2 separate regions of the Homo sapiens genome follow, and region 2 is linked to region 1. A link is a loop called in an ENCODE intact Hi-C map of the cell type or tissue named here. Cell type or tissue: MCF 10A. All regions are shown on one strand. Each heading gives the region's core, and the rest is flanking DNA. Links, peaks and the distances in the headings are about the cores only.

The links. Hi-C counts contacts between places; a loop is a spot of excess contacts. Peaks named below come from ENCODE experiments on the same cell type or tissue, not always from the same donor. Only the 100,000 strongest peaks of a DNase experiment are listed, where the experiment ranks them.
Region 2: it touches region 1 in a loop (9-fold over the local background); 1 of 110 quality-filtered maps calls a loop at or near these places.

What each region holds. Positions count from the first base shown.
Region 1 is chr2:138,746,881-138,757,538 of GRCh38, forward strand. All of the region lies in intron 1 of NXPH2 (neurexophilin 2), which reads right to left. Among named protein-coding and RNA genes, the nearest start is that of NXPH2, 28 kb to the right of the region's middle. RefSeq lists an enhancer at 7,800-8,301. In MCF 10A, for the core only: no CTCF peak of the experiment used is centred there; a DNase peak (open chromatin) is centred at 5,861.
Region 2 is chr2:138,676,283-138,686,940 of GRCh38, forward strand. The region is part of intron 1 of NXPH2 (neurexophilin 2); the gene reads right to left. Among named protein-coding and RNA genes, the nearest start is that of LINC02631, 80 kb to the left of the region's middle. In MCF 10A, for the core only: no CTCF peak of the experiment used is centred there; no DNase peak of the experiment used is centred there.

The DNA.
Region 1 (10,658 bases), core at 1,184-9,183:
AGAAGACAGCAAAAGAGAAGTGACTGTATGATAAACGCAGTGCCTGGCCCTGATCCTGAAAAGAGGGTACCCTTGTTTTTTCTAAATCTTGCAAGAAGCTTCTTTTAAATATGTAGATAACAACCCAAATCAAGGTTTCATCAAATACATTATATTCCCCTCCCACCTAAGGTTAAATACTCTGCTGTGAAGATAAATCTCAAGATATTTGAACATTCTCCTATTGATGGACGTTTAGGTCATTCCTAATTATTTGCTACCATACGTAGTGCTGTGATGAATATTCATGCACGTTTATCATGCATCCTGAGGGTGGACAAAGTTGACAATTCAGTTCTTATTAAGCTTAAAGGAGATCAAGCAGGGAAAGAAAATTGATGCCCTTGCCCAGTGAACCTTGCTGGATGTCAGGTGTTCTGGGGCTGGTAGTTGTTGGGCGCATTGCTTGAGGAGGGGCTGGATATTAGGATAAGAAGTCAGAGAGGTACCTGCCCTCATTCTGGGACTGTGCTTTGACACTAACTGGATGGAGCACTGAAGGTCCAACTGGAAAGCTGAATGTAATCCCAAAGGCTGTGAAGGGGCCCCGTGTGGTACACTTGGCCCCTGATTGTGACCTGTCCCCTCCCATGGCTGTCAGACCCTCATGGTATTAATGGATATCTCTAGAAAATGGCACCCTTGTAACATTGGAGGTTCTGCTATTCCCTGGTTGGATCTAGGAAGAGTGGGTGTCAAAAAGGGGGCCATAAGTCTCACCATGCATACGTGGTAGTGTACTTTAGGATCTTTTATCTGAATTCAGTCACTCTGGCTGGGCCTACCCTTCCTGTTACATAGGCCTGAGAAGGACTGGGGGAGTCCCCTCTCTTCTTGAAGTCCACTAGCCTGACCACAGAAGATGTTTTCCAAGGACTCATAAAACCCATTGAGGGATATCAACCATCTCTCCAGAATTTGTCTACGCTGCCTCCCTTCTCTCCAGTTTCAGTTTACTGCTTCCATCTACCTTGCCTCAGCTCTATTTTCTCCTCCACACCTTCCCTAGAGGCTCTCACCTTCAGGCTGTCTTTGCTCTGATCACTACTTCTGGACTTATTTCTCCAGGATGATTTTAACATCTTCCCTCTGACATAGTTTTGATGCTAAGTGAGTGGGTCTAGAGTTGAGCTATGGGTCCCTTTATCAGCTTTGCCATTTACCAGGGTAAATTACTTCATGTATTCATTTATCCAGTGTTTCACGATGTTGTCATGTGGGAGGCACTGTGCTAGGTGCAAGTAACACTGCCATGTGTCACGAAGGAAAAAGGACAATGAGCAATTAAAGTTTGCTTAAGCACTCTAGCCTCAGTTTCTAATCTGGAACACAGGAATGAGACAGTTACATCTATCTCGGTTGACTCAGTGAGGACTGCTGTAAGGCTTTCAGTAGTGTTTGAGAATGAAAGCTCATTAGGTGTTAACTCGATATCATCATTTGTATCTTCTGCAGGTCAGCATTGCAATGAGGCATCCTGTTGCCCAACAAGGCCACTTTCTAGGCTGTTTCTCCAATATGGTCCAATCTGGGACAATTATAGGACAAGAATAGAGTACAAATAACAAACGGTGTGCAAAAAATGTGGTAGTGCCTGGAACAATTTATTGCTGAAATGGATAGAAATAAATTAGAAATAAAGAATGCCTGCATCTGAAATTCTCTCTCTCTTTCCCTCTCTCTCTCTTACATGCACGCACACACATACACACATGCACACACATACAGTAATACCATGGAAACTGTATTTATTACAGAAAGAAGAAATTGTCATATTTAAATAGTAAAAGAAGAAGCTTCTACTTACTGACTATTGGATTAACTTTTAGAAATCAAAGATGGCACATTATTGCAAAGCTAATAATAAGATGAATCAGTGTACAAAGCAGAGCACCTGAAGTTAGACTAAAAAAGACATTAAAAAAATAAAATTATGCATTGTGATCAGCAAGCGTAAGGGATGCTCTGATTATATAATAAAAAGAATCAAAGAAAAGCAGTTTTGCATTTTTGCTTTTTCACTACTGCTCTTACCAAAAGGACATAATTTCTTATGACTTTACTTCATCTAGTCCTAAAGTTTTAGGTTTCATTATGGCTTTTATTTCATTAGTGATATTGTTAGGCAAATTTCACCTTGAATTTTAATCCTCAGATGTTGAGGGAGGATCCTGGTGGGAGGTGACTAGATCACGGGGCAGTTTCCCCCATGCTATTATCACAATAGTGAGTGAGTTCTCAGGAGGTCTAATGGTTTTGTAAGTGTTTGGCAAGTTCCTCCTTTGCTCACTCTTCTCTCTCCTGCTGCCATGTGAAGAAAGACATGCTTGCTTCCCCTTCCAACATAATTGTAAGTTTCCTGAGGCCTCTCTAGCCATATGGAACTTTGAGTCAATTAAACCTCTTTCCTTGTCTTGGGCAGTATCTTTATGGCAGTGTGAGAATGGACCAACACAACTAGTAAAGTTATTATTAATGATAATACCTTACATTAATGATATACCTTTATGTTTATAAAATTCCTTTTATATACTTTAGCTTTGATTATTGACATGTTTTAAACATTTTCCAATAATGGATCCCAAATGTACAAAATGTTCAGTGTAAATTTTTATTTAAAATAATAATTTAATACACGTTCAAGAATTAAGAGGTTTCTTTATGCTTTATCTTTCATCTGCCTCTTTATCCTGAGCAGAATTATTAGTGTAAAAATAAAATAAAGATATTCAAGGTTTTGAAGACAGTTGCAGAAAAAAAGTAATTTTAAATCACAAATAGTTAAGAATACAATTTATAATGTCAGAATAAAATAATAAATTTCACTGACATGAAACATTTCTCTTATAAAAACACCACAACCTAGATTTTGTTCTTTGTAAGAGATAAAATTTAATTGAGCAAATATTCTTCTACAAACTTAAGACCAATGCAAGCGTTTCCTAGTATCTGTATAAAACAGAGTGTGTCGCTTATTTAAAGGGACTGTTTTGTTTCATCATTTCAAATGATGCTTAGAAGTCAGGTTGAACCCAGGAACCCAGGGCCACAGGTGTCCAGTCTCAAATAAGACAAAGAAAATAGCATAGTAGGCATTTCACTGATTAGAAGACATTTCAATTTAAACATCGTTTTCTTCTCCGTCTTAACAGAAAATACACAAGGGATACATACACGATGATGTTCAGGGTGACAGGAGGCTTCTATAGGATAAAAATAATAATGCAGATTTTTTTTACTTCCAAAATACAAGTCTTCTTTATTCTTTTCCATGATGAAGATTGAAATGATGCTTCTTTTATAGCTCACCATATACTATGCTCAAAGAAGCATTTTGTGAATGTAAAAGTTGTGTTCTGGTTTTAACATCTCTCATGAAGTAAATAGAGTAAGTAACCTGGAATATATGCAAATAATTTCATTCTAAACATTAATACATAGTCCAAATATACACTGGGGCATAAGCAAATGAAGGATTAAGTAATTCATCATTTTGGGGTACTAAAATAAAAAAAACTCATGACATTTTAAGACAAGTATTTATCTAGTAAATAGCCAAATTGTAGAGTTATAAACATCATCAGAAGTAGAGCTGTAAATGTGAACCAGCAGATTGAAATCTCATTCATTTGTCCAGTTATTTATTCAGCAAATATTTATTGAGTGCTGCTACAGCCCAGGAACTATGCCTAGGTATTAGAGACACAAAGGTGAATAAGACCCAGTCCCTACCTATGAAGGTCTTGCAGATAAGTGAATGATGGCAAATCTGCTGGACAAAAATATCACTTTAAAAATTAAATTACAAGTAAAAAGAGATGTATACACAGTCTCAGTAACTTCAAGACAACAACAACAACCATAAAAATCTAAATAGTACAGGCTTGATATGAGTAGGATCTGTGTCCCCACCAAATCTCATATTGAATTGTAATCCTCAGTGTTGGAGGTGGGACCTGGTAGGAGGTGATTGGATCTTGTTCGGATGTTTCCATGTCTGGCTTCTTCACTTCACTCTGGGCTCAGATCAAATGCCAAGTCATCTAGGCCTTCTCTTGCAACCCTCTATAAAGCTGTGCTCTCCTGCTTAACCCCACGTCCCCTCCCCACCCCCACCCCCATCTCTTTCTCATTACCCTGTGTTTCCTGCATAGCATCCTTTACTGCCCAACAGTCTCCTAGAGACTTACTGCTATTTTCTATCTTTCTGCTAGAATATATGCTCATGAGAGCAAGTAACTAGTTGTCAAATGAACCAGAATATCTTGACACAGAAGGTACTTGGCAAAAACATTTGTGCATGGAATCAGTAGCAGTACAGATCACACTCTGAGATCCAGCTACCCACAGAAACCCAGATAAGAAAGATAATATTTAGGGAAGATAATTTTAAGAACAAGGTTAACTATATACTTCTCTCAGTTGTCTAATATATCCTCAACTTAAAATTTGGAATGTATTCCAAAATACATGAACTACATTATAACATCATCTCAAATAACTATGTGCTTTGAATTGCCTTTTATTATTATGGCTTCAATCTGTTTGTCAGATTTTATGAGAAACAACCATATAAATTTTATTTCCATATTGGCTGTGAAACTATTGTGAACAATTTTTTCCTTTTACCTCCTTAAAATATCCTAATAAATCCATTCAGACTTTCTAACAGGGGAAAGTTTTGCCTCTCTGAGAAACTGGTATGTTCTCTCTTCAAAGGAGACATATAATATAACCATATTTCCTTATTTTTCTTGGCCACCAGATAAAATAGTGTCAGCTTTCATGATGAATTATAATAAGTGTATTAACCTTTATGGTTAAAGTATTTATTTATTCCCTCATAATTCTGTTTAGATTTTTTAAAATTAATGTTATCATATTTTTTCCAGGGTGTCTTCAATTCTTATTTGAAAGGTTGTAAGTAATACTGAATTTAAATTGTAATGGTAAGTCCTAAATGTAATACTCAGAAGTGCTCAATACTGAACTGAATAACAGACATTGCTGAGACTGTGGAGAGATAACTCTAGGAATATTTGAGATGCTTAAATTACTTTGAGTTTGGTTTCAAAAATACATTGAACTATGAAATAGAGGCCCAAAAGGATAAGAAATAAATTTTGAGAATAAAGCAATAAAGAATGATTTAATTTTAGCTAACAACATTATTAAAGGCCTCCTGTATCTAACAATGCGATAAGGCAATGTAAAGAGAGAAAGTCCACATATGATTTCTTTTACACTCAAATCTTATTTACTAGGCCCAGGATTCTGACAAATCCCTCATTTTCTCTCAGCATCAGACTCCTTATCCCTAGATTGAAAGAAAAACACTGTCCCGGTGGGGTTGTGATGGGGATTGAATGAGATAATAAAACTCAGGCATCCAGTAGAGTTCTTGGCACAAAATTAACAACGGAGAATTCAGGAGAGGGCCTCTTATCTGATGCCTTTAGGTCTGGCACTGGGCCAGTTCAAAAGAGATATCTACATCTGAGACATGTACAACCTCATACATCATACACTGTCTTACACATTTTAAACATACTTTTAATGCCAGAACAGTTTTAAGTTTGCATAAAATTGTCAAGAAAGCAGAGTTCCCATATACATCACACCTAATTTCCCTAGTTTCAACATCTTATATTAGTATTGTATATTTGATATTATTAATAAACCAATATTGATATATTATTATGAACTGAAGCCCATACTTTGTTCAGATTTCCTCAGTTCTCTCCTAAGGTCCTTTTCCTGTTCCGGGATCCCATCCAGGTACGCATTCCATTTAGCTATCGTGTCTCCTGGACTCCTCTTGGCTGTGGCAGTTTCTCAGACTTTCTTTGTTTCCGACGACCTTAGCAGTTTTGAGGAATGCTGGTCAGGTTTTTAAAGAATGTGCTACAAGTGGAACTTGTCTGATGTTTTTCCCATAATCAGACTGGGATTACATGTTTGGGAGAGGAATACTACATAGACAACATGCTGTTTTTCATCCACTGTGTTAAGGATATATAAAATCAACATGACATTACGTTAATTTTAACCTTGATCATCTGGATGAGGTATGGCTGTCAGCTTTCTCCATTATAAATTTATGTTTCCCCTTTTCATACGGTATTGTCTCGAAGGAAGTTATTATGCACAGCCCACGCTTAAGTTATGTTTCCCCTCCTTGAGGGTGAAGTATCTATATAAACCATTTGGAATCCTTCTGCATGGGAAATTTATTATTCCTCATTTGTTTATTCAATAATTTATATCAGTAAGGATAAATGGTTATTGATTTTATACTTTGGGTTATAATCTAATGTTAATTTACTCTGTTGTTCACATTGACCAAGATTTGACCACTGAGGGTTCTTTCAGTTGGCTCCTGGGTCCTTGTGACAGTGAGGGTTTGCTTGTGGTTTGTGTTGATAATTTTGTTTTTGAGCATCTCCTTACTTTCTGGCACTACAAGACACTCTAGGACCATGTTGTATATTTCCTGCCCAGGTTCTAGAATCAGTCATTTCTCCAAGAAGCCTTAATTCTTTTCTTGTATGAAAAATGGTATTAGAAACCAAAATCTGGTTTCTAGGCATGCTCATTGCTACTGGAGTGTTTTGTTTTCAGGCCCTCTCAGCTGGTAAGAGCAAGAAAATATATATGTGTATGCTAACTTGTAAATATATACATATATCTATAAATATTTTTATGTGCAACCATGTGTATCTGCATTAAACTAAAACTGAGTGTCTACAGATGTCACCAACTCTAATTCATCACCAAATAGATCACTGTAGCCTCCTCCCCTTGATATCTGTAAATTCCAGCTTCAGAGTGAGAAATCCAGCTCCCACTGTACACCATACATTGACTTAATTGATCTATTCCAGTATTCATGTATTGTGACACAAGAATTGTTAACCTACAACTCCATGGAAAATAACTTTATTAACTAGAGTACAGTGCTTATATACAGTTTCTTGCTGTTAGTTTTACAGACTCCACTCATCATTCATATATACAATTACTTAGATCAGGAAACATCACCCCCTCCCTATCCTCTTCAGTGAGGTTATTTCAATTTTTTTTGTTGTTTGTTTTTTGAGGTGGGATCTTGCTGTGTTGCCAGTCTGGACTCACACTCCTGGGCTCCAGTGATTCCCTCCCATCCCAGCCTCCCAAATACCTGGGACTACAGTTTCAAATAATTTTAATACAATTAGGCTATTTTGTCATATTTTGTATTTCATCCTGAAATCCCCCAGCCTCTTTATTGATTTTTTAAGTTTACATATGTAAGGATTCAGTCACCACACTGGAAAATTGTATGGACTTTAACAAATGCATAGCATCACATATCCACCATTAGAGTATCATATAGAATAGTTTCACCAGACTAAAATACAGCCTGTCCTTCACTATCCAAACCTTCCCCTTCCCTCTGAACCTTTGGCAACCACTGATCTTTTTACCATCTCTATAGCTTTACCTTTTCCAGAATGTCACATAATTGGAATTAGAAAGTGTGTGGTCTTTTAGACTGGCTTCTTTTACTCAGCAGTGTGCATTAAAGGTTCATTTATACATTTTCATGGTTTGGTAGCTCAAATTGTTTTTATCACTGAATAGTATTTCATTGTATGAAGGTACCATGGCTTGTTTATCTGTTTAACTATAGAAGCACAGCTTGTGTGCTTCCAGTTCTTTGTAATTATAAATAAAGCTGCTATAAACATTTGCATGCAGACATTTTTTGTGGAAATAAGTTTTCAAACCTATTGGGTAAATATCTGGGAGTTCAATTCCTGGGTCATATAATAAAAATACATTTAGCTTTATAAGAAGCTGTCAAACTGTCTTCCAAATATTACAGTCAAGCTACATCCCAAAATTGCAATACAATTTTGTGTTTTGATCAGCAATGAATGAGAGTTCCTGTTGCTTTGCATCCTAATCAGTAATTGGTATTGTTAGATTTTGGTGGATTTTAGGCATTCTTATGTGTATTGTGGTATCTTCTAGTTGTTTAAATGTTCAATCATGAATGACAAATGATGTTAAGCATCTTTACATATGTTTATGTGTTATCAGTACATCTTCTATGATTAGGTATCAGATCTTTTGGCCATCTTTAAATTGCTTTTTACTGTTGAGTTCTAAGAATTCTTTGTATATGTTGCATACAAGTTCTTTATCAGATATATATTCAGCATATATATCTCAGTATACGGCTTATCTTTTCATTCTTTTAATAGTGCTTTCACTGAGAAGTTTTTAATTACAATAAGGTTCAAGCTGTCAATTTTTTCTTTCGCAAAGTGTGCCTCTATATGACCCAAGGTCACATAGATTTTCTCCTGTGGTTTTTTTCTAGAAGTTTTGTAGTTTTGCATTTTAAATTTATGTCTATGGTCTGTTTTGAATTACTGCTGTGAAAGGTGTAAGTTTTATGTCTACATACATATGTTGCATATGAATGACCAACTGTTCCAGCATCATTTGTTGAAAAGGCTATACTTTCTCCATTGAATTGCCTTTGTTCCTTTGTCAAAAATCAGCTGACTATATTTGTGCAGGGCTGTTTCTTAGTTCTCTTTTTTGCACCATTGATCTATGTGTCTATATTTGCTTTTTTTAACCAATACCATGGTGTATTGAATACTACAGCCTAATAGTAAGTCTTAAAATCAGGTAATGTGAGCCCTTCAGTTTTGTTTCTCAGTATTATGTTGGATATTCTAGGTATTGGACTTTCTATAAAAATTTTAGAGCCAGTTTGCAATATCTGCGAAGTAGCCTGCTTGAATTTAAATTGGTATTGCATTGACTCTGTTGATCAAGTTAGGAATAAATGACATTTTAACAATATTGAGTTTTCCAATTCACAAACATGCACTGGCTCTCCATTTATTTAGATTTTTTTTTGTTTTCTTTCATCAGTGTCTTGTAGTTTTTCACATATAGATCATGTACATATTTTATAAGATTTATACTTAAATATTTCAATATTTTTTGGTGCCATTGTAAAACTGGATGTTTCAGATTTCAAATTCCAGTTGTTCTTTACTGGTATACAGGAAACAAATGAACTTACTAACCTTGTATCCTGAGACCTTGCCATACTCACTTATTCATTCCAGGAGTTTTTATTGTTCTTTGTATTGATTCTTTGGGATTTTTCTACTTATTCAATAATGTAATATTTATTAATTAAATGAATATTTATTAATTACTCTTTATGTAATCAGTTTTATTTCTTCCTTTCTAATATGAACACCATTGATTTTGTTTTCTTGTCTTATTGAACTAGCTAGAACTTCCAATATAAATCTTTTTCATTTTGATCAAAACATATAATGCCAATCTTTCACTGTTAGGCCAAGATATGTTTCCCTCAGAATGGGTGTTATGTGTTATATTTCTTGCAGAAACCACACTTACTCTAAGATTTTTCAGCACCAATTATTTTAAGCACCCCCAAAATGGACACACTTGAAAAGAAATCTAGGTGCAGAATGTGCTTAAAATTTTAGGACTTTTTTTTTTTTTTGCCTTTTTATGTTTCAAATGCGTTGGTCATGCTAATTTCCCCAGCTATTTAAAAAAGTAGCTTTTACTTAATCTTTCAAAAGTGTTTAACTGAATTTTTATGAAAGAAAATCTCTTGCTCTTGGGAAACAATTTTTATCAATCCACAATAATAATTAATTAAATTACAGTATCACAATAACAAGTGGAGGTGGCATAAATACGTTGGATACAAAAGAACACTGATATAATAATAGCAACTCTATTGGCAGAAGCAGAAGTTTTCGCTCATGGCCTCAAACTCTCAGTGTTCCACAAGACTAGTTAGTATATCTGACAGGGGAATCAAAGCCACTAGTTAGGCTGGCAAATCAGTTAAGTGGACTAAGAGGTAATTTATTGTATTAAATTATAGCCTTAATTTTGGACCAATGAAGGAATGAAGCAATATTCAGTGGGTATGTGACTTACTCATTCTAATAACTAACTAAACTCTTACTCTAAGCAAAGTAACATAACACTGTCTTTTTTATTTTGTGGAAATGTGACCATCTATACAATCTGAAGTAGTATGTCTTTAATAAAAAAGATTTAAAATAGGTTTAAATCTATCACAATGCAAGGCTACCTGAGAAAGGAAGCCAGCAGTTTATAAGAATTGTATTGAACACTTTACATAGAGATTTCCATTAATTTAAGCATACTATAAAGTTCTTCAGGGCAAGAAATATGCTTCCCATTTCCTCATATTTCCTACAACAATGGCCTTGTAATGGTAGGAAATGTTGGCTAGGCTGAACTACATTTCTCAGAATTTCCTTCTATGCTGGGTTAGATGGGCCATGAGAGAGATTCTTCTGAGATGTAGAAGGCGTAAGGAAGAAGACACACATGTGCTGCTGCCGATCTGCTGCATGAACATGAAGCAGCAGCAGGCCTATAATGATTCCACCTTCCCTTGGGTCCTCCTCCACTTTCTCTGACATCTGGGTCAGGTGTGTGTGTAACTCTCTGAAGAAGGGCCCTAGCTTCAGCAGGATACCCTTGTAACCAAGGTCAGAGTTAACCAGAGCTGACCTAGGTTTCTGTCCGTCCTT
Region 2 (10,658 bases), core at 1,040-9,039, 71 kb before region 1:
TGGTGTAACTTGTTCAGCCTTCCTCTTGTTATTAATCATCACTTTATAACATCACTGTTGAGAGCTCAGGCACCCTTTTCTACACCAGGTCTACCTAGATGGTTATATGACCTAAGTCCCCAGTCCACATGCTCAACATGAAGACCTAATCAGAAGACTGGAGGCTGATGAGCCACAACCCTTCCCACCTCCCCACTGCTTACCCATGTATTCCCAATAGGGAAGCAGCCTGATATGATGTTTCCATCATATCAGAGCACAGGATTTATTGCCTAATGCCATTGTCACCCCTTGCTCAAGTGTGTGACATGAACCTCAGTTTTCTCACCTACATCTCCTTTGCTGTTTGGCTGTAAGGACTAAAAGAATGGACGGAAATTACTGGGCCTATTAAGGCATTCGATGACTGATGGCTCTTCCATGGTCCAATGGATAATCTCATGCCTCCTACTCAAGAAGTGTCTCCAAAGGTTTCTATGAATTCTCAAGCCTCCAGGAAACTGATTAATGGTTAATTGAGCAACTTGTTCAGTGCCATGTGATAAATTAATGACCAAGTAGAAATCAACCCACTCAACCCCAGAACATCAATCAAATGTTTCCCTATGTTTCTAGTCTTACTGGCATCTGAGTCACATCCAAATCCCAGGTGAGCTCTCTTTGCCAACAAAATGTGTTTGTAGATCTTTGATTCCAATCTACTACATGAATCAGCAAAGGGAGCTGAGAATATAAAGTGTCTGGCAGGTGCCCTCATTCCTGAACAGACAATTTCTGTGATACAACATGCTGTGAGAAGAATGTAGGTGGCTCTGAATCTGTTGGTAATCCACTCTGTCCAAGGCAAGATTGTTAAATGTTATTTACAAAACACGTAGCTGTATATTCCTGGTTACTTTTGTATTTGCTGGGGCTCTTCGGGCTAATTTCAGTATCCCTGCTGTCTTTTCCCCCATCATATTATAATAATAATGCAAAAACATTTAACCTCAAGCATAAAATGGAGTTTTACAAAGGGGAAGAAAGAAAAATTGCTGTGCTTTATCTGTTTGAACATTCCTTGATTTCAACACATTTATCAAAGCTTAAGTAATTTATGTCTTGGCAGGGTGTATCAATTTCACAAAGCACACACATTAGCTAGATACAATGATATCATATTAGCTTTTTCTGCGTCTTACAGAAGAGCTCAAAAAGATTAATAAATGCAGAAGCCTTCATCAATTAAATGAAGCAGGTGGAAGGAAGGGAGTAGAAGAATAAGACTGTATTTCATTTTGGTTCTTTTGTTTTTAGGGGGGAAAAGCTGACAGGTTCAAATCATTCATCATAACAAGCTAAAGTTGAATTTTACTGATAATTAAATGCATTTTTTCCCAAGAGGCAGAGAAGCTGCAATGAATTTTATAGTAGCAGATGTGAGACCTGTCACAAATTATGGAAATAATTTATAAACTAAAAAGCATCTTCCTCTGCAAACATTATATCAGAAGAGACTTTTTAAACTGTATTCGCTATATATTTTTTAATAAACATTTTTATTTTGGAATAATTTTAGTTTACAGAAAAGCTGCATAATACAGAGTTCCCATAGACCCTGCACCCAGACACTGCACTCGGTATCCCCTACCGTTAACATCTAACACTATAGTATATTTGCCACAACTATTAAACCAATATTGATACATTATTACTAACTAAAGTCCATACTTTAATTGGATCTTCTTAGTTTTTCTTTAATGTCTTTTATTTGCTCCAGCATCCTGTGCAGGATCCCACATTAAATTTGGTCATCACCAATCCTTAGGTTACAAAGATTCTCAACTTGTCTTGGTTACAAGTTTCTCTGACTTTCCTTGTTTTGGATGAACTTAAATGTTTTCTGAAGTACCTGGCAGATATTTTGTAGAATACCCTTCAATTTTGCTTTATTCTATATTTTTCTCATGATTACGCTAGGGTTAGGGGTTTTGAGGAGGAAATACACAGAGGTAAAGTGCGGCTTTCATCACTCCCTCTCAAGGGTAAATGTTAAGCAACTTGTCACTGTGACGTGCCACTGTAATGTTAATCTGGATCTGGCTGAGGTAGAGCAAATGTATCTTTTTAAGGTTTTGCTTTCAGAATTCTCATAAGGGTTGCAGACTGTTGTTATTATAACCTTAGTTGAAATTACCTTTAATTCCGTGGCACTTGGTTTAGGATTTTTTTTTTTTAAGTCAGGAACTCCAAAATTTCAATTTATAACTCTTTACAGTATCACTGAATTATCTAAAATAACCTCAGAGTTGTTTAGGAATTTACAGACTATTTCTAAATTATCCTGGCAATTTTACATGTTGTTAATGTGTCTGTCATCACCATTATTCATATTGCTATTTTATTTTTATTTAATATTAATTCCCTAAAAATTGTACCCACTTTGATAGTTGATAGCTCTATAAAAAAGAGCTTATTCTATGAATATCTTATACAGAATTAGAATTACTTGCTGACTACATTAGAATCAAATATCCCTTCTCAGTTTAGGAGCCTGCCCATTTTACTTTATTCTACACATCCAGTGAGAAAGGATCAGTCTTTAGGTGCGGCTTTCTTTGTAGGTCAACTTGTTTATCAAAGGGAAGGGAGCTAATGAAAGAAAACATCACTAAGGATGATTCTATATGTAGTGCTCTGGGTGGTGCAGGGACACAAACGCTACTTGGTTTCCTCTGGGTTCTATGACAGTCAGATATTTTCCACGTTTATAGGATAACGCTTTCCTACAGGTTCATCATTGTGATAGCTCCGCTTCTTCTCCGGAGCTACATGTTGGGTTGAATCCTGAACCGCAAAGGGAAGAGATTTCTCCACACTCACTGAATAACGAAAACTAAACAAAAAGCATTTAAAACTTTGAGCTTCTGGGGTTCAACTTCCATTTAATGTAAATCATGCCTTTATCAGAACAGTCCTAATAGGTGGTACTTTTGTTACTTACAGATACACTAAGAGAAGAGATATTGCCACCACCCTTGCTGTCCTAGGCCAGTGTTTAGCAAGTCTAAATGACAAGTTTATTAGCACATATTGACTCTTCACCTACGTGGCAGCGGGGGAGTAGGAGAGGCCTGAATTTTTTTTTTTTTTTTTTGAGACGGAGTCTCGCTCGGTTGCTCAGGCTGGAGTGCAGTGGCGCGATCTCGGCTCACTGCAAGCTCCACCTCCCGGGTTCACGCCATTCTCCTGCCTCAGACTCCCGAGTAGCTGGGTTTACAGGCATTCGCCACCACGCCCGGCTAATTTTGTATTTTTACTAGAGACGAGGTTTCTCCATGTTGTTCATGCTGGTCTCAAACTCCAGACCTCAGGTGATCCACCCGCCTCTGCCTCCCAAAGTGTTGGGATTACAGGCGTGAGCCACTGCGCCGGGCCGAGGCCTGAATATATGCCCTTTCTGACTCAGCAAGAAGAGACTAGGTGACATTAACACACCCTATTTAAGAAAATGGAAAGCGTAAATCAGTTTAGAAATATTTCCACAAAAATACTATTTTATTTTTGCAGGATTAAGTTTATTGCTTCACTGATTTTGCCTATACCTGCAATCACAGGAATATTATTGTATTCTAACATTGTACTGGCTAATCATTGGACTGAGAAGAAAAAGTGGAGTGTCCCAATCAAATCAGTGCATTGCAGAAAAAGATCTGTCACTGCGTCCTCCAGTGGCTGAATTTACCCAATCAGAAAAATTGTCCCAAGAGCAAAGAAATGAATAAGAAAAGGAGGGGCAATGAAGTCAATCAGGACAAGCAGGGAAGAGCAAGAGACAGGAACAGAAGTGCTTTGATTTATTAGAAGGATTTGGCATCAGGAGCATAAAAATGGTTAATGGGTGCTGTAACTTAACCATCCCAGCACACTGTGCAAGCCACATTCCCTCTCTGAGCTTGGTTTTCTTAATAGTAAAATGGTGAAAAGCACAAGATATGGTTGCACTTCAAAGAGATGAAGGAGGCTGCAAAGTGGAAAGTGAATTAGAGTGAGGCTTGTCTACAGGTAGGAATACTTGTAAGGAGGTGAATACTGCACCCCAGAGAAGTGAGGAGACCCTCAACCAGGTTCACAAATGTATGAGTTCATTTTTTTAAACACTTATTTGACACACACTTTTCAAACACATTTCAGGAGCCCACATTTGTGCTGTAGGCACTGAGAGTACACTGCTGAGCAGGACAGACACAGGTCCTGTCTTCAGACAATTTGCAGACAGCAAGGGGGTGAAGCAATTCACCTAGTCATAGTTCTCATAAGGTCCCATCTCTTGTTCTCTCTCTCTCTATATATATATACATCTCGGTATATCAGAAGGTGGAAATGCTAATCCTAATTAAGGGAACAGGGTAAGCAACAGGGCAGGGAGTGAACAGAACTAAACAATTAATATCTTTATTTGGATGAGTGAAATGAAATCCAGGACTTACTGGCTGATAGTTGATAAACAATGAATTTGTGACAAGAAAACCAATTGATCTTGGAATTTATACTCCTTTGTATCTGGTTCCAAATTGTATATTGATTTGTTTATAATTACTAATGAGAGTGTGATAACATTGTTAAGACAACAGTTATATTTTTTTCCCAGTGAAAGGCTAACTTGGTGACTATTTTCATGACCATAAACAGGCTCCGATGTTCAGTCTTTGCTGAATTCCTGACTTGCAGCTACCAGCTACAGAGCTTGGAAGTGATGACCTCAGCAGGCCTGGCCTTTCACCTTTCTACCTCCAAAGAGCTTTTGAAGGTGCATAAGATGCAGTCTTGGGTTCTGAGACAGTTAACCCTTTGTCATGATTATGCTATAGCCCTCTTCTATATAATCAATATAATATGTATTAGTGCTACTTGATAATTAGGTAACTATGGATTAAAAAGAATACTCTGAAACAATATAGAGTTGTCTTTATGTTTATAGGTGTGTTAAAAATATGCTAACAGAAAATAAATGTAGGTAACACCCATAGTTTTCACAGGGATTACTGATTGTTCTAAATGGAAGGCAAAGCAAAACAACCTAATTTCCCCCCATAATCATAAAATTGAAGAGGCATCTATACTTTAAGAGAATGTTTTCAGATTTCTGTGTTTATACTCAATATAAAGTGTTATGTCTTTACTGGTTTAATATGAAGCACTTGCTATAACATATATAATACACAATGCATAGATTGCATAGATCACCTACCACTAAGAAGGAATGTTGTAACTATTTTATAGTACACCAAAAATATGTAGTCCTCTACTTATCAAAGAAGAAAATTTTGACTTTCCAGGACTAAGCTGAATGAGCTGAATACTCCAAATGTGTGGATTTGCAGCAAGCCGGGAGAGAAAGTTGGCTTTTCCTTGATAACAGGACTGGCATATTCTACTAGAGAAAATTTCATACAGATCAGTACAAATATTTTTTTAAAGGCAGCTGGCTTTTCGGTCTTGGATACCCTATAAGTATTTATTATTGTTGTTTCAGAATGATGACCATTGCTAAGTGCAAGTTTGGAAGAATAAGTGGTTTTCTGAATGGACTTGTTCATGGTGTTGTTAACGATGGGATCTATATTGGTGGTCATTAATGATTTCACTGGGGTTATTAATTTAAGCCAAGAACCCCAAAGTGACCGCTATTATACAATCTAGAGGTGGCTTACAGATCCCTTTACAGTTGAAGAATTATAGAACCAATAATAAAAGGTGGTTCAAAGCCTCATTTGAGTTGCTTACATATAGCTTACATAGTTAGATTGCTTTGACAGTACTGTCCTATATCCTGCAGCTAAAACTAAAATGACAAGTTGCTCAGCAGAAAGAACAACAGAAAAAAACCCAAAACCCTGTCATGATCAATTTTATCGGCATCCCATTTGAATATAACAAACAAAATATATAATTAATGATCAAATTCAGCATACCATTAAATTTATTGCTTGTAAACAAATCTTGGAAAGCATTTCTCTGGGTAGAAATTTTGCAGAATGTCATCCCTGCTGACAAAACAGGAACATGCATCTGCCGGACAGCATACAATGCTGTATTGATGATTAGTAGTATGGCTTGCCCTAGAGTCATATTTCTGGTGCTCCATTACAGAACTGTCACAGTAGATTAAAAGAAGAATGACAAAAAAAGAATGAAAAATGATAGAATCAAACATATATCAATGTACTAATTGTACCTATTAATATTTTGTGGCATAATGTGGCATTGTTCCAAAATTCATTTTGTAAGTTGAAAAACAAATGATTGCTTAGGAGAAGAAAGCTAAACAGTGGACATCCTTTCTGCTGAGAGTGGCAAATTCATTTTACCTTCCAGATATCTTTTAATAGCTACCCTTTACGTTATTCTAAATTGATACAGGAACTAACAGGAAACATAAATGTGAAGACAGAAATCTTAGCAGTAAGAGCCAAAAAACCTAGATTGCAATGCTTGGCAGTAGTTTTATTGCTAAGGTTAAATATGGCAATTCTTATTTTATCTTGATGACAGTAATCTGAAAAATCAGTGACACCAACCTCTGCAAAAAATTCAGTACACACACACATGCATGCACGCATGCCTACACACTCTAGACACACAGAAATATCATGTATGCATGCACATACCATAGTTCTCTGTAAATATTTAGGAGGATAGTGTCAAAGAAAACTTAGATTTTATTTTGTATTAGAAAGCTGAATTAACAGAGCTCTTTAACAAATTATGAACGGGCTGGAAACAAATGTTAAAGATGCTTTGTTGGAAGGGGCTGCTAAATATGATATGGCTGTGTGTCCTGAGTTAAAAATGGTCAGATCACAGTCTCAATACAAGTTTTGCGAAGTCAAACAAGGTATTCTTTTGATAATCTAGTAGACTGAAATACTGCTTTTGTTGCTAAGGAGTAAGTGACTCAGCATGGCAAGTGGCACTGTCTACTTTCATCATTCAAGTTTTCAATGAGAGACATGAGCTTCACATGATGGGAACACATATATACTTCTGAAATATAATGGCCTGGGAGAGACAACATGAATCTATGTCTTGACCGCTAAAAGTTGGCATTTAAAAAGGAAAGTTGCAATGGAGGGAAGAACAGTCAAGTGAGGAATAGTAATGCCAGATTATTCTATTTCCATGCCATTTTCGGCAGAGTTTCAGTGAGGGATGAGGAGACGTATACAGGGGAGGAAGAAGACACACGCGGTGTGGGTTTGGAAAAGTGACTTTGTGTATGCTTTGTATTTTACTATCAAATCCATTTAATATTTCGGTCTTCAGGTACCATTAATTTGGCAATTAGCACATACTCACTGTGATGGTGAGTTTTATGTGTCCATTTGGCTAGGCTACAGTATCCAGTTAACCAAACACTAATTTAGGTGTTACCATGAAGGGATTTTGTAGATATGATTTGTATCTACAATCAGTCCACTTTTTGCTGTTGTTGTGTTTGTTCATGATGTTAGCATTAATTTATTGGTTACATTCTTTCACCAAACATGACATTTGTTAATTTAAAATAAATTTTCCAACTTTCTTAGATACATAGTACAGTATTTCACTTAAATGTAAATATTCACAGTGTATTGGGGATTTTTACAAGATCCTACATAAATATGCTACTTCATTATGATCCAATATAAATATGTTTTTAAGTTCAGTGACAGTTTACAAACTATAAAATATCTATCAACTGAAAATATAAATGCCTATTACTTGTGCATTTGAAACTGATAATTGTGTTAAAAGTATTTTTGCAATAATCATTCCTGACATTTCTAATGAGAATTACAGAGCCTTCACAAATAACCTCATTTGATTCTTACATCTACTTTATGAGGTATGTAGGGCAGGAAATAGCCTTAGAGAGGTTAAGTGGCTTGTCCAAGGTCCAAGTATTGAGAGGCAGCAATAAACCTAGGAATCTGGTCTTTGTATAAGGCCATTGTACTTTCTATAGTAATACTCTAATGAGACTCAACACCAAAAACAAACAAAACAAAACAAAAAGTCAAATAACAAAAAAACCTGATTAATATATTTGCCTTATAAATAAAAAACAATTTTTCTCATTATAAAGTAAAAAGTTTATTCTAGAAAATGAAACTAAGAAAACAGAAAAATTAAAGTCTGATAACTGTTAACATTTTAATATTTAATTCATATTTTCTATCTGTAATATAAATGATCCATATTTTATATATAATCTTTATTTTTAAGAACAATATACAGTATTTAGTTGCATAATAGGTCAAATGCTCTGGAAAAAAGATCTTGCAATCACTACAAGTAAAATCTAAATCCAAATCAGGGTCAATTTTATCTAGACCTCCCTAAATCCTGGATGACACTTTCCTGTTTCAGCATTTGCCATCCAAGTCCAGACCAGAAGGAACTGGGACTGTTCCGGGCAGGAGCAAGCTCATTGTCCTCTGGACTTGCTGGGGTGGCTGCCCTGCCCTCTTAGCCCAAGAGTCCCCTTTACATCCATGGATCTGCCCTCAGAGTCATGCTCCCTTCATTTCTTCCCTTCTCTGTCCCTATCAGTCCAGGCTGGCAATATTACTGGCAGTATAAAATTTTCAAAACTTTTTCAGTCTCCTGTGAAATTCATGGGAGTTTAACCCATCAACAAGAGGGCTTTCCACACATCTTCACTGGATATCTGCATCTCTATTCCTGGTCTCTGCTGAGATGACAGATTGCATCCATGTGTCTTTGGCAAAAGTTGCCCAGCCACATCTTTGGTGTTTTCTCCAGACCAATCAGTTGATTTTAAGTTAAAAAGGTTATTCTTGATTATTGGGGTTGGCCTTATTCAATCAGCTAGAATGCCTTAAAAGCAAAACTGAGGTTTCCTTGAAAAAGATGAAATTGTGCCTCAAGATGGCAGCATCAACTCCTGCCCAAGAATTCCCAGCTTGCTGATCTGCCTATGGATTTTGAACTTGTCAATCCCTATAATCATGTGAGCCAATTCCTTGAAATACAGCTCTTGAGATATCTACCTCTCTATCTTACTGTTTCTGTATCTCTGGAGAGCCTGTTTGATTTTAATAGATATGCTCATGTGTAAATATCTTACTTTCATTAACTCAGTTATGCCTGTTGCTTTCTTGTATCCTCCACAGAACCTAGTTATAGATTCACCTTGACTTACCATGGGGTTATGTCCCAATAAACTCAATTTAAGTTGAAGATATCATAAATTGAAAATGCATTTAATACGCTTAACCTACTGATCGTCATAGCTTAGCCTAATCTACCTTAAATGTGCTCAGAACTCTTACTTTAGTTGGGCAACTATAGTTGGGCAAAATCCTCTCACACAAAGCTCATTTTATAATAAAGTGTTGAATATCTTATGTAATTTATTGATGTTCTACTAAATGCTTATTGCTTTCATAACACTACAAAGTTGAAAAATCTTAAGTTGAACCAAAGTAAGCTGGGGACAATCTATATAAGGTTACTTGATGGTGACTTAATCACAGGTTTGGACTTAGGGCCAAGTGTCTCTCCATGCTGCTCCCAGAGTAAACCATCAAAGTATAGGTCACCATGCTTGTCACACTGTTTATTATTATCATTTTTGTTTTTTGACTTGGTTCTTCCTCTTGTATATTCCTTGATGGCTGCTACTTGATCTTATTCATCGTATGTCTCTAGCCCCTCTTATGATGTCTGATTTACAATAAGTACCTAACAAAAATTGAAAAAATAAATCTGACTGGAAGTGTGTAACTGCCTGGACCTCTCACAACTTTTTATTTCCTTAGACCACTTTGGGAAATGTTTTAAATCCTAATTAAAACTTAATCAATAAAGCAGTCAACCAGGAAATATAATGGAAATGAGGGGCGTCTTTCCTGGCATCTGGAATTATTTGTTAAGGAGATAAAAATCAAAGCCTTTTCTACTTCTCTGGTGATCTCCTAGTGGGGTCTTCTTTCTCTTCTCTCCCACCAGCAACCTCTTCCCGTATCTGTCTCAGAAGTCCTGGAAAAGGTTCAACAGGACTGTCCTGGAATTAAGAGATGATTCAGACCACAGGAAGAGGCACTGTCTCTCTCTTGCCATCATTTCATGTTAAGCTCCACCCATTAGGAATTAGGCCCAGTAAATTTTCTAAAATGCAAATTTAGCTGTGAGATGTCTTTTTTTTTGTCTTTCAAAAAAAGCTACTTTATTGAGGTATGATTGATGCACAAAAAGTTGTAGAAATTGTTATTTATTTATTTTATTTTATTTTTTTATTATACTTTAAGTTCTAGGGTACATGTGCACAACGTGCAAGTTTGTTACATATGTATACATGTGCCATGTTGGTGTGCTGCACCCATTAACTCGTCATTTACATTAGGTATATCTCCTAATGCTATCCCTCCCCACTCCTCCCACCCCACAACAGGCCCCAGTGTGTGATGTTCCCCTTCCTGTGTCCGTGTGTTCTCATTGTTCAATTCCCACCTATGAGTGAGAATATGCGGTGTTTGTTTTTTTTGTCCTTGCAATAGTGTGCTGAGAATGATGGTTTCCAGCTTCATCCATGTCCCTACAAAGGACATGAACTCATCCTTTTTTATGGCTGCATAGTATTCCATGGTGTATATGTGCCACATTTTCTTAAT